Regions from separate parts of the Homo sapiens genome. Here region 2 is linked to region 1. A link is an interaction called in ENCODE POLR2A ChIA-PET data of the cell type or tissue named here. Cell type or tissue: PC-3. All regions are shown on one strand. Links, peaks and the distances in the headings refer to the core of each region. The heading gives the core; the rest is flanking DNA.

The links. Peaks named below come from ENCODE experiments on the same cell type or tissue, not always from the same donor. Only the 100,000 strongest peaks of a DNase experiment are listed, where the experiment ranks them.
Region 2: POLR2A ChIA-PET joins it to region 1 with 7 read pairs; 2 of 35 experiments call an interaction of 5 or more read pairs at or near these places.

Annotation. Positions count from the first base shown.
Region 1 is chr1:162,034,013-162,039,393 of GRCh38, reverse strand. No RefSeq gene overlaps it. Among named protein-coding and RNA genes, the nearest start is that of OLFML2B, 13 kb to the right of the region's middle. In PC-3, for the core only: CTCF peaks have their summits at 496 (motif pointing left) and 2,258 (motif pointing right); DNase peaks (open chromatin) are centred at 2,233 and 3,923.
Region 2 is chr1:161,824,881-161,830,261 of GRCh38, reverse strand. All of the region lies in intron 9 of ATF6 (activating transcription factor 6), which reads right to left. Among named protein-coding and RNA genes, the nearest start is that of ATF6, 61 kb to the right of the region's middle. In PC-3, for the core only: no CTCF peak of the experiment used is centred there; a DNase peak (open chromatin) is centred at 2,281; H3K27ac peaks cover 1,272 bases.

The sequences.
Region 1 (5,381 bases), core at 65-5,064:
CTTCTGTGAGACAAGTCTTCTGTTCATGCTGTGGCACTTTGAGGGTAGCAACTAAAGAAAGAAAAATCCAGAAAAAAATGAACTGTGTAGAAATGTGGGTGCTATGGAGCCCCCGTGTAGGTCCCTGTGTAACACTGTTAAATTACATACCATTTCTGTCTGTAGAAACTAAGGGTTTTTCTTTTCAGCCATTTCAGGCCCACTTTAGTCAAGGCATCCCTATGTTGGTAAGAAGCACAGTGACATACTCCAGAGACTCTTCAGACAGCACTACCATCTCTATTTGTTACATGATCTTCATTTATTCTAGAAGTGTTCTGCACAGTTAGCCTCAAGAGAACCCAGATCAGCAAGGCAGTGCCCACAGCCACCATTAGTCACCTGAGAGTTTCAGTGAGGAAGAAAAATTAAAAAAGCAAAAAGAGAGATTCTGGGGCACAGATAGATAGTAAGAGATGAAAAAATAATAAAAGAGGAAAAATAAAAGAAATAGCTCCATCTGGAGGGGAACAGTTAACCAATAAATGACTATACATTTAATGAGCAACTATAATACAATATAATGTACTAGAGCAGAAAGAAAGAAAATAAGTATGACATCATCCTTGCCGTCAGAGAGCCTTTAATGTAGTAAGACAGAAGTATACACATCTAACTATAATACAAGATATATTAATACAAGGATCATGCAAAAGGGTCAAAATGATGTGGAAATTTATTTTTTTAGAAAGTGGGGTCTTGCTATGTTGCTCAGACTAGATTCAAACTCCTGGGCTCAAGCAGTCCTCCTGCCTCAGCCTCCTGAGTGGCTAGGACAACAGGCATGCACTACCACACCTGGCTGCTGTGGGAACTTAAAGGAAGTCCACAGCCAGCTTAAGAGATCACGGAAGGTTTCACAAAGGAGACAGTGTGTGAGTGACACCTAGAACTAGTAGCAGAAGGAAGATAAGAACTCACACAACTCTGTGCCTGAGTCCTGTACAAATCCATGGTCTGTAACTTCAGCTGAGCAAGCTTTCAGCACAGGGCATGCCGACTCCAGGTCCTTACAATTTCTCTTTCATTCCCCCAGAGCAACTATTTTAGAACTCCCTCACTCTCCTCAAGCTCTACCCCACCACTTCTTTCTAATTATCAACAGAAAACCGTTAGCAAGAACATTTTCAACAGCTTTCATACATCTGTGAGTCAAACTGCATCATCTACATCCCACCCTACTTCTCCCCTGGCTCAGGGAAGAGGTGTTCCTCTTCCTGTGTGAGGTGGGTGGATGACCATCCCACCCATGCTTGGAATTACTCCTCCTCCCCCCTTGTAAGGGACTTTGCTCTGCTTGTCATTCCCTCTTTCTTATATGAAATGGTGAAGAGAGCAGGTTCGAAGTGGAATGGCTTGGGTTCCCATCTTAGTTCTACTTCTCTCTAGCTATTACATGAATAAATTTTCTCTCTGGGCCTTGGTTTCCCTATCTGTAAAATGGCATCTACTTTGTAAGGTTGTTGAGAGGATCAAATGAGCTATTCCTGTAAAACAGAGTTGAATCTCTGGCCCATAGAAGGTGTTCAGTAGGTGCCAGTATTTATCTTTCACCTCTCGTCAGTGGGCCCTTTAATCTCTGCCTCTAATCATGCTCAAATCACATCTGTCTATGGAAATAAAAATCCCTCTCTGGATTATCTCCTCTACCATTTGTTCTTCCTCTCCACTTCTCTTATGGGCTCTTTCGTTCCACTTCTCTTCATAACCAAAACTCTTGAAAGAATGGTCCATGCAGATGGAAGCTGTAACCTGAGTTTCAAGAAAGCCTGGAGCATGATTGGAGAGCACAGGGATAGTGGAAAGTGGGTAGCCCAGGTCCAAGTCACGGGCAAGCTGAGGTGTTGGACTTTATCCAGAAGGCCGTGCCGAGCTGTTGACTTCTGGCAAAGAAGTGGTGCAGTCAGAACTGTTCTTTAAGAATATTAACCTGGTAGCGATGTGTAGGTAAGAGCTCTTAGAAAATTGTTGCACTGGGAAAGGTGAACTTACGAGCTATAAAGGGGTGAAATACATAAAATCAACACTAATCGAACTGAGAGTCCTTGGCGAGGGATGAGGTATGGGAAAAGAGACAGAAGAAATCATGATGAGTGTGAGGTTTCCAGCCTGGTGGCTGCCTTCATTCAGACAGGGGAGTGAGAGGGAGGAGGAGAAGCTAGTTTGGGGATGGAAATGATGAGCTCAGACTGGGACTTGCTGGGTTTGAAGAATGACACCAGACACCAGGTGTCACTATACTCCCAGTCTGAAAATTGCAAAGCAGCCACTGCGCTACCAATCTTTTTTTTTTTCTTTTCTTTTTTTTTTTTTTTTTTGACAGAGTCTCGCTCTGTCTCCCAGGCTGGAGTGCAGTGGTGCGATCTCGGCTCACTGCAACCTCCGCCTCCTGGGTTCAAGCGATTCTTCTGCCTCACCCTCCCAAGTAGCTGGGATTATGTGCGTGCCACCACGTCCAGCTAATTTTTGTATTTTAATAAGGACAGGGTTTCACCAGGTTGGCCAGGCTGGTCTCGAACTCCTGAACTCAGGTGATCCACCCACCTCAGCCTCCCAAAGTGCTGGGATCACAGGTGTGAGCCACTGTGCCTGGCCTATCAAAGAATCTTAAAAGGCTGTGCAGATGGCAATCTCTAGGCAAGGCTCCTGTCCTGACTTCCTCTCATCTGCAGGGCTGGCACAGAAACTCCACATGAATTAGAGACTCTAGGTGTGTTAGAAATCCCACAGTGCTGATGGCTCCCTAGGAGCTCAATGCCCTGAAGGACTACTTCTTCAGGCCTTTAAGGATTTTGACCTTGGGGAAATAAGGTCTTAAGCCAAGAGTCACAAACTCATATGCCTTCTGGTAGTTATCGTAGGTAATATTATCAGGAGAGGGGAAGTCTGTGCAAACTAGAGTGCATGCCCAACCTAAAGACATTCAAATTCACAAATTAAAAACAAAGAGATCACTGTGCTGGCCTAACTAAATACATCTGCATCCAACCACTTTGCAATTTATGCCAAACTACTCACTCAAGGAATATGTTGACATCAAAGCCTTGAATGCTTAGGAGATGTAAAAGGAAGGGGGAGATATTAGAAAGAGGATAAATTGAGCCTTGACCAATTAACTCTCCTGAAGACAGTTTGTTTCTCTCCCTGTTTGTGTCCCAAATGCCCTAGAGCTAGGACACTGTGCTGGAGGCTCAGGGAGGCCATGGTCCTGCTGTGTCCTGCAGGAACCAGAAAACATTGGAGCATATTATCTGACTCAGTAATCCCCAAACTTTAGGCATTTGTGAAGGTCCTCACCCTCACCATGTTTGCCTTATCATCTGGACTGACTTTTCTATAAATAGAGCCTAAATCAATTCCCCTTTATATTTGTATGCATCCTAAATGTGTGAGTTTGAGTTACGTTTTTCTTAACACCCTTTAAAATGAAAAACATAGTCATTAAAATTAAAAGTGAATATCTGGACACCACCTAAAATAGTCTCAAGTACCCCCAGAAGTATGCATGTCATATGCTGGAAAGCACTGGTTCAAGTCCCTCACTTCACAGATGGAAAGGTTAAGGGAACCTGAATATAGTTTGGTGTTCGAAAGCACTGGCTCTGAATAAATAAGCCCTCGGTTCCAATCCAGACTCTGTGGCTTTGTCTAACTGCTTACACTTTCCGAGTTTCTGTTTTCTCATCTCTAACATAGGGGAAACTGCACCTGTCTCCCAGCAATGCTTGGAGAATTAGTGAGATTGCATGGAAAGCACTCAAGAAGTGGAGCTGTGGTGAATGTTCTATCACTACTGAGCTTGTTCCCATCCCAGAGTGAGCCAGGGGCAGGTCTGGAACCAGGACTGTTTCTCCTGCCACCTGGGCCAGGACACGTGCTCCACAGGAAGTGATTCACCACTTCAGAACGGACCAGCCAGATTCTCTTGGCAGTGAGCCCTGGGGCAGCCCTCCTGCTTCCCACTCCTCTCCCACTCACCTTTGAGGTATAGGCTGCCCACAATGGCTATGCAATTACCATGTTATAATTTATGCAAACACAAGATGTACAGGTGTTGAGAAATGTGGCATGAAAAGCACCAAATGTCTATCCTTCTTACACCTCAAATGTTCAACATTTTCTACAGCGACTGATGGCCTTATGAAAACATACAGAACAGCCATTTTCTGTGGATAGCTACATTTAAGACAGCTGTGTTCTAGAACACACTACAAAGGACCAATAAATCAAGCTGCTTGGCTTTACCCAAGAATTCAGAATTTTAGGGCTAAAAGGGACCACCCTGAAAATCACTCAGTCCAACCAGTTGTTTCGGCAAATAGACAAAACTGGGGCTCATGACTTCCTAGAGAGGTCAATTACTTCCCAAGTACACAGAGCTGGTGTGGTAGCTCTGGGACACCTCACTCCGTGACTGCATCTGTGATTGGTTGGTTAAAGCTGTTCGTTCCACTTTGCATGTAAGTGGTTGGAGAGCCTTAAGCATGGAATTCTATAATGAGATAAGGCATGTGGGTGAAGGGCTGAAGTCAGATTTTAAAAAGCTAAATGTTCCAGGATAGAGTGTGATGGATGGCATGAACTTGCAATCACACAGACCTGGGACCAAAGCTACCTTGCTACTTACTAGCTGTACATTCTTGTCCTTGAGCAAGTTAGTCCAGCTGTCTGCCTCCATTTCCTTATCTACGAGCTAAGGGTAACAACATCTACACTGCAGGATGGTTATGAGGATGACATTACATGCTTGTACAGGGCTATACAAAGTACTTGTGTTGGTCCATTTTCTGTTGCTGTGACAGAATACAACAGACTAGGCAATTTAAAAAGAAAAGGAGTTTATTTGCCTTGCTATTCTGGAAGTTGGGAAGTCCAAGAGCATGGCACCAACATCTAGTGATGGTCATCCCATGGTAGAAAGGCAGAAAGTGGAAGTCAGTGCAAGAGACAGAGAGAGCACAGGAAAAGAGAGCCAGAGGAAGCTCACTTTTATAACAGAGCCACTCCCTTGATAATGAACCCACTCCAGCGATAGCTACATTAATCCATTCATGAGGACAGAGGGATTAACTTTCCACATGAAGTTTTGGGGACTGACATTCAAACCATAGCAGTGTTCAAATCCTCATTAATCCTAAGGGATACAAATCATATTGTAGGGTTCCCTGGAGTTAAGCAAAAGCCGTGTGGTTCTGGGCATACATTTCAAGGTCAATAAGAAGTGGAGCTAAAACACCAAAAAGCTCCTGGGAAGAAATGGAGAGCTTGAATAGCACATGCTTTTTCGGGAACCACATACATCACTTCATGTAACACAGCCCTAAATTGTGAGAGAAGTAAGG
Region 2 (5,381 bases), core at 178-5,177, 210 kb after region 1:
TTGAAGAGGTCCTTCACATCCCTTTAAGTTGGATTCCTAAGTATTTTATTCTCTTTGAAGCAATTGTGAATGGGAGTTCACTCATGATTTGGCTCTCTGTTTGTCTGCTATTGGTGTATAAGAATGCTTGTGATTTTTGCACATTGATTTTGTATCCTGAGACTTTGCTGAAGTTGCTTATCAGCTTAAGGAGATTTTGGGCTAAGATAATGGGGTTTTCTAAATATACAATCATGTCATCTGCAAACAATTTGACTTCCTCTTTTCCTAATTGAATACCCTTTATTTCTTTCTCCTGCCTGATTGCCCTGGCCAGAACTTCCAACACTATGTTGAATAGGAGTGGTGAGAGAGGGCATCCCTGTCTTGTGCCAGTTTTCAAAGGGAATGCTTCCAGTTTTTGCCCATTCAGTATGATATTGGCTGTGGGTTTGTCATAAATAGCTCTTTTATTTTGAGATATGTTCCATCAATACCTAGTTTATTGAGAGTTTTTAGCATGAAGGGCTGTTGAATTTTGTCAAAGGCCTTTTCTGCATCTATTGAGATAATTATGTGGTTTTTGTCTTTGGTTCTGTTTATATGCTGGATTACATTTATTGATTTGTGTATGTTGAACCAGCCTTGCATCCCAGGGATGAAGCCCACTTGATCATGGTGGATAAGCTTTTTGATATGTTGCTAGATTCAGTTTGCCAGTATTTTATTGAGGATTTTTTCATCGATGTTCATCAGGGATATTGGTCTACTTTACTTCCAACTATGTGGTCAATTTTGGAATAAGTGCGATGTGGTGCTGAGAAGAATGTATATTCTGTTGATTTGGGGTGGAGAGTTCTGTAGATGTATATTAGGTCTGCTTGGTGCAGAGCTGAGTTCAATTCCTGGATATCCCTGTTAACTTTCTGTCTCGTTGATCTGTCTAATGTTGACAGTGGGGTGTTAAAGTCTCCCATTATGCATGAACCCGGGAGGCGGAGCTTGCAGTGAGCTGAGATCGCGCCACTGCACTCCAGCCTGGGCAACAAAGCTAGACTCCGTCTCACCAAAAAAAAAAAAAAAAAAAAAAAAAGTCTCCCATTATGATTGTGTGGGAGTCTAAGTCTCTTTGTAGGTCTCTAAGGACTTGCTTTATGAATCTGGGTGCTCCCGCATTGGATGCATATATATTTACGATAGTTAGCTCTTCTTGTTGAATTGATCCCCTTACCATTATGTAATGGCCTTCTTTGTCTCTTTTGATCTCTGCTGGTTTAAAGTCTGTTTTATCAGAGACTAGGATTGCAACCCCTGCCTTTTGTTTTCCATTTGCTTGGTAGATCTTCCTCCATCCCTTTATTTTGAGCCTGTGTGTGTCTCTGCATATGAGATGGGTCTCCAGTTTTTCTAGGATGGACACTTTCTTTTATAAAGTGTCTCTTCTGAGAAGAATTTGCATTCAATTCCCTCAGGTGCCTACAGGCACCACCAACATAAGCCCACCTAAACTGCATTTTTGTCTTGATTTTGGGGGGATCACACTAGTAGTATAAATTTAGGCTCTAACCTGATTAGGTAGGGGCTTTGAGTAAAGAATTATCAGGAAAGACTTTTCATTTGTTTCCACTCTAACTAAAGCCAAAACCAAGATAGGTACTTAATAACAGTCTCCCTGAGTGGTAGGGCAACTTTTGTTCCCCTCTTTTGGCAACCAAGAGTGTCATTCTTTGGAAGTTCTGGCTTTATTTGGGTAGAGGAAAAGGGAGGCCTCAGTTGTGACTTCCCACCTCACTTGGGTCCACAGCTTTCTTTCCCATCCCCAGACACTACGCCGCAAGGATCAGGAACTATATCCAGAACAAGCACCACTTCCAATGCTAGCTTATCATTATAGACTCATCTTATCTTTTATTATTTCTGGCCTCTGAGAAGCCCTTACTTTGTCTCCAGTGGAGCCAGGAAATAAGAGTTTTGATTTATTTTTTCAATCCATCATTTTTTAGTGTGCTAAACTGCAATGAGTTTCCTGTACCTTTAGCCTACCATATTGCCAAAAACAAAAGGTTAAGGTTCCTTAACCTTAAGGTAGAAAAAATAAAATAAAGTAACACTTTACAGCATAGTAGAAAAGGCAGAGTCTGTAGTGATAATTTAAAAAAAAGAAAAAAAACCTGGGTTAAATTTCAGGTTCTCAACAATAAAATATGACTAATAATCATAGAATTAACCCCAATGAGTAATAAGAAGAGGATTTTCTTTTTAACCAATTCACATTTGTCCTGTTTAGCCAGTCCCTGCTACCTAGAGTTACTATTTATAGACCACCCAGAGTGGGCCAGCTCCTTGAATCCTATGCCAAAAATAGCTAGATGACTTCTTTACTATCCACAAAATATCGATAAGGTCAGAAAAATTAACCCTTATAAGTCCATTTAGTTTATTTTTTTTTCCTGTGTGACGTCTATTCAGTAACCCAAACCTCTTCAAACTAGTCAGCTTTGCTGCATATTACCTTTGACAAAACTCTCTTACTTTATACATTAGATATATTTATATTTCATCACCAAATGCCTTCAGGAAATGTTTAAGGCATACCAATATTTGGCAAACTTGTGTGTTTTATTTTTTTTTTTTCATTTGGCCCATACCAATAAGGCACAAACATTCAGTTCTACGCTGAACATCTGAAACCACATTAATCACTTTACTCGGTAATGTGATCTGTTCTAAAAGAGTTTAGGTTCCTAAATTTAAAATACTTTGGAAATCTCTGATTCAAATGTCTATTTGTCTGACAAACTTAATTTTGTGGTACTTAACAAAAGTTCAGATAGAGCTCACAATCTTTTTTTTTAAAGCCTATGCATTTTCCAATTAAAACATAATAATGCATGCTTAAGGTTTCTAGATACACAAGACTACAGATGTGACACTTGTTCAATAAATATCTTCCAGGTGGTTACTAATAAGGTTCAACTGGGAAGTTCCTGCTCCTCTGGCAGACTCCCGGACCAGAGAAGATCATAGCCTTGCAGTAAAAAGACTGAAAACAGGCCAGGCGCAGTGGCTCACACCTGTAATCCCAGCATTTTGGGAGGCTGAGGTGGGCAGATCACAAGGTCAGGAGTTCGAGACCAGCCTGACCAACATGGTGAAACCCTGTCTCTACTAAAAATACAAAAAATTAGCTGGGCATAGTGGCAGGTGCCTGTAATCCCAGCTACTCGGGAGGCTGAGGCAGGAGAATCGCTTGAACCTGGGAGGCAGAGGTTGCAGTGAGCCAAGATCGCACCACTGCACTCCAGCCTGGGGAACAGACTGAGACTCCATCTCAAAAAAAAAAAAAAAAAATGGGGCCAATCAAAAAATTCTTTTGAATAACACAAATGATGAAACATCTCAATTCCCAACATTTGATTCAGGGACAAATTTCAGTCTTTCAAATCACTGTTGTTCTCTGGGCTTTAATATTTCACTGTTCATGCCAAATTTTGTCTACAAGAAATAGTTCTTGGTTTTTATAAATTTCACAGCCAGTTTCCTCCATATTTCCTTGTTGGTGTCAAAGATATTCTGACTTGTTAAGATACTTTCCTACACTTCCTCATTCCTTCCAGCTTTTCTCCTTGATGCTTTTCTTCAAGTTAAGCCTTTTAACATGTTTTTTTAACTTGAATAGTTCCTAATATTCCCACTACTTCTTCGCTGGCTGTTCCTAAAGCATCACACAGAGAAAGATACAGATCTTAACTGATTGATCCTCAAGATTTTCAAATATTTAAGCTTTCTCCGATTTTTAATCCCCTCTTTCTACTAACTCCTTTTTGAACACAAACCACTTCTTGATAAAATAGGGACCATCATCTCTTCCTTTCATAATCAATCAATCTACCATGGAAATGAGATCCATCCCCACCTTTACTTCAGCAGCTGTGAAGATCATTAATTCATTTTTAAAAATTTTTTGTCTGGTGGGTGGGGGCACTCAAAAAATTTTTTTTGTTCCAGTCTTTTCTTTCCTAAAATTCTATTGATTCATGAGGGCTTCCACAATGAGATGTCCCCCCTAACCCCACTGTCACTTCCTGTAGCATAATCTAATCCTCTTTATTCCTTCATCGAGTACTACTGCATAAAGCCTCCCATGATTGCCACTAGCAGCGTTACTGGTTACTTCTATGTTCCCTCAAGAATATGCCTGTGAATTTGCGATATAATAAGAAATAATATATTTGGTTTTTATTCTGGTTCCTGTCACAGAGCTCCTAAAACCCTTGGAATTTCCTGAGTGATAGGGGGTAAGAAGAGCATCTTTTGTTATCCGTAATAAGCCCCTTCCAGCTGGACCTGAGTTTATGCTAATGAGGTGACTCTTGGATGATGGAGGCTGATTGCCAGAGAAACCAACCACATAATTAGTGGGTTGGGATTTTCAGTCCCATCCCTCAACCTCCAAGTAGGGGAGAGGGGGCTGGAGTTTAAGTGCAATCACCAATGGCCAATGGTTTAATCAATCACACCTACCTAATGAAGCTCCATAAAAACCCCTAACAATGGAATTTGGAGAGCTTCCAGGTTAGCAAACACAAGGAGGTACTAGGAGGGTGGTGCACCTGGAGAGGGCATGAAAGCTCTGCACTCTTCCCCTATACCTTACCCTATGCGTCTCTCCCATTTAGCTTGCCCCACATATCCTTTATAATAAAACCAGTAATAGTAAATAGAGTGTTTTCCTGAGTTCTGTGAGCCATTCTAGAAAATTATCAAACCTCAAGAGGGAATTGTGGGAACCCTCAACTTATAGCCACTTAGTCAGAAGTTACAGGTCACAACCTGGGACTTGCAACTGGTGACTGAAGTCAGGGGCAGTCTTTGGATACTCAGCCCTTAACCTGTGGGAGCCTGTGCTAGCTCCAGGTAGTGTCAGAAATGACTTAAATTGGCCAGATATAATGGCTCACACCTGTAATCCCAGCACTTCGGAAGGCCAAGGAAGGAGAATCATTTGAACTTAGGAGTTCAAGACCAGCCTGAGCAACTTTGCCAGGTGTGGTGAGGTGCACCTGTAGTCCCAGCTACTTAGGAGACTGAGGATCGGGGGATTGCTTAAGCCTGGAAGATGGAGGCTGCAGTGAGCTACGATCACACCACTGCACTCCAGCCTGGGCAACAGAGCAAGACCCTGTCTCAATAAAAAATATTTTACAATTAAAATTTAAAAAAGAATTGAGTCAAATTGTAGGACATCCAGTTGGTGTCCAGAGAATTGGAGAATTGCTCAGTGTAGAAAATCCACATATCTGGTGTCAGAAGTGTGTAAACAAAAAGTTTTTCATTTTTTTAATGCCTATATGTTTATATGACATCCATATAATTCTTTCTCATACAACAGTTGTTTACAT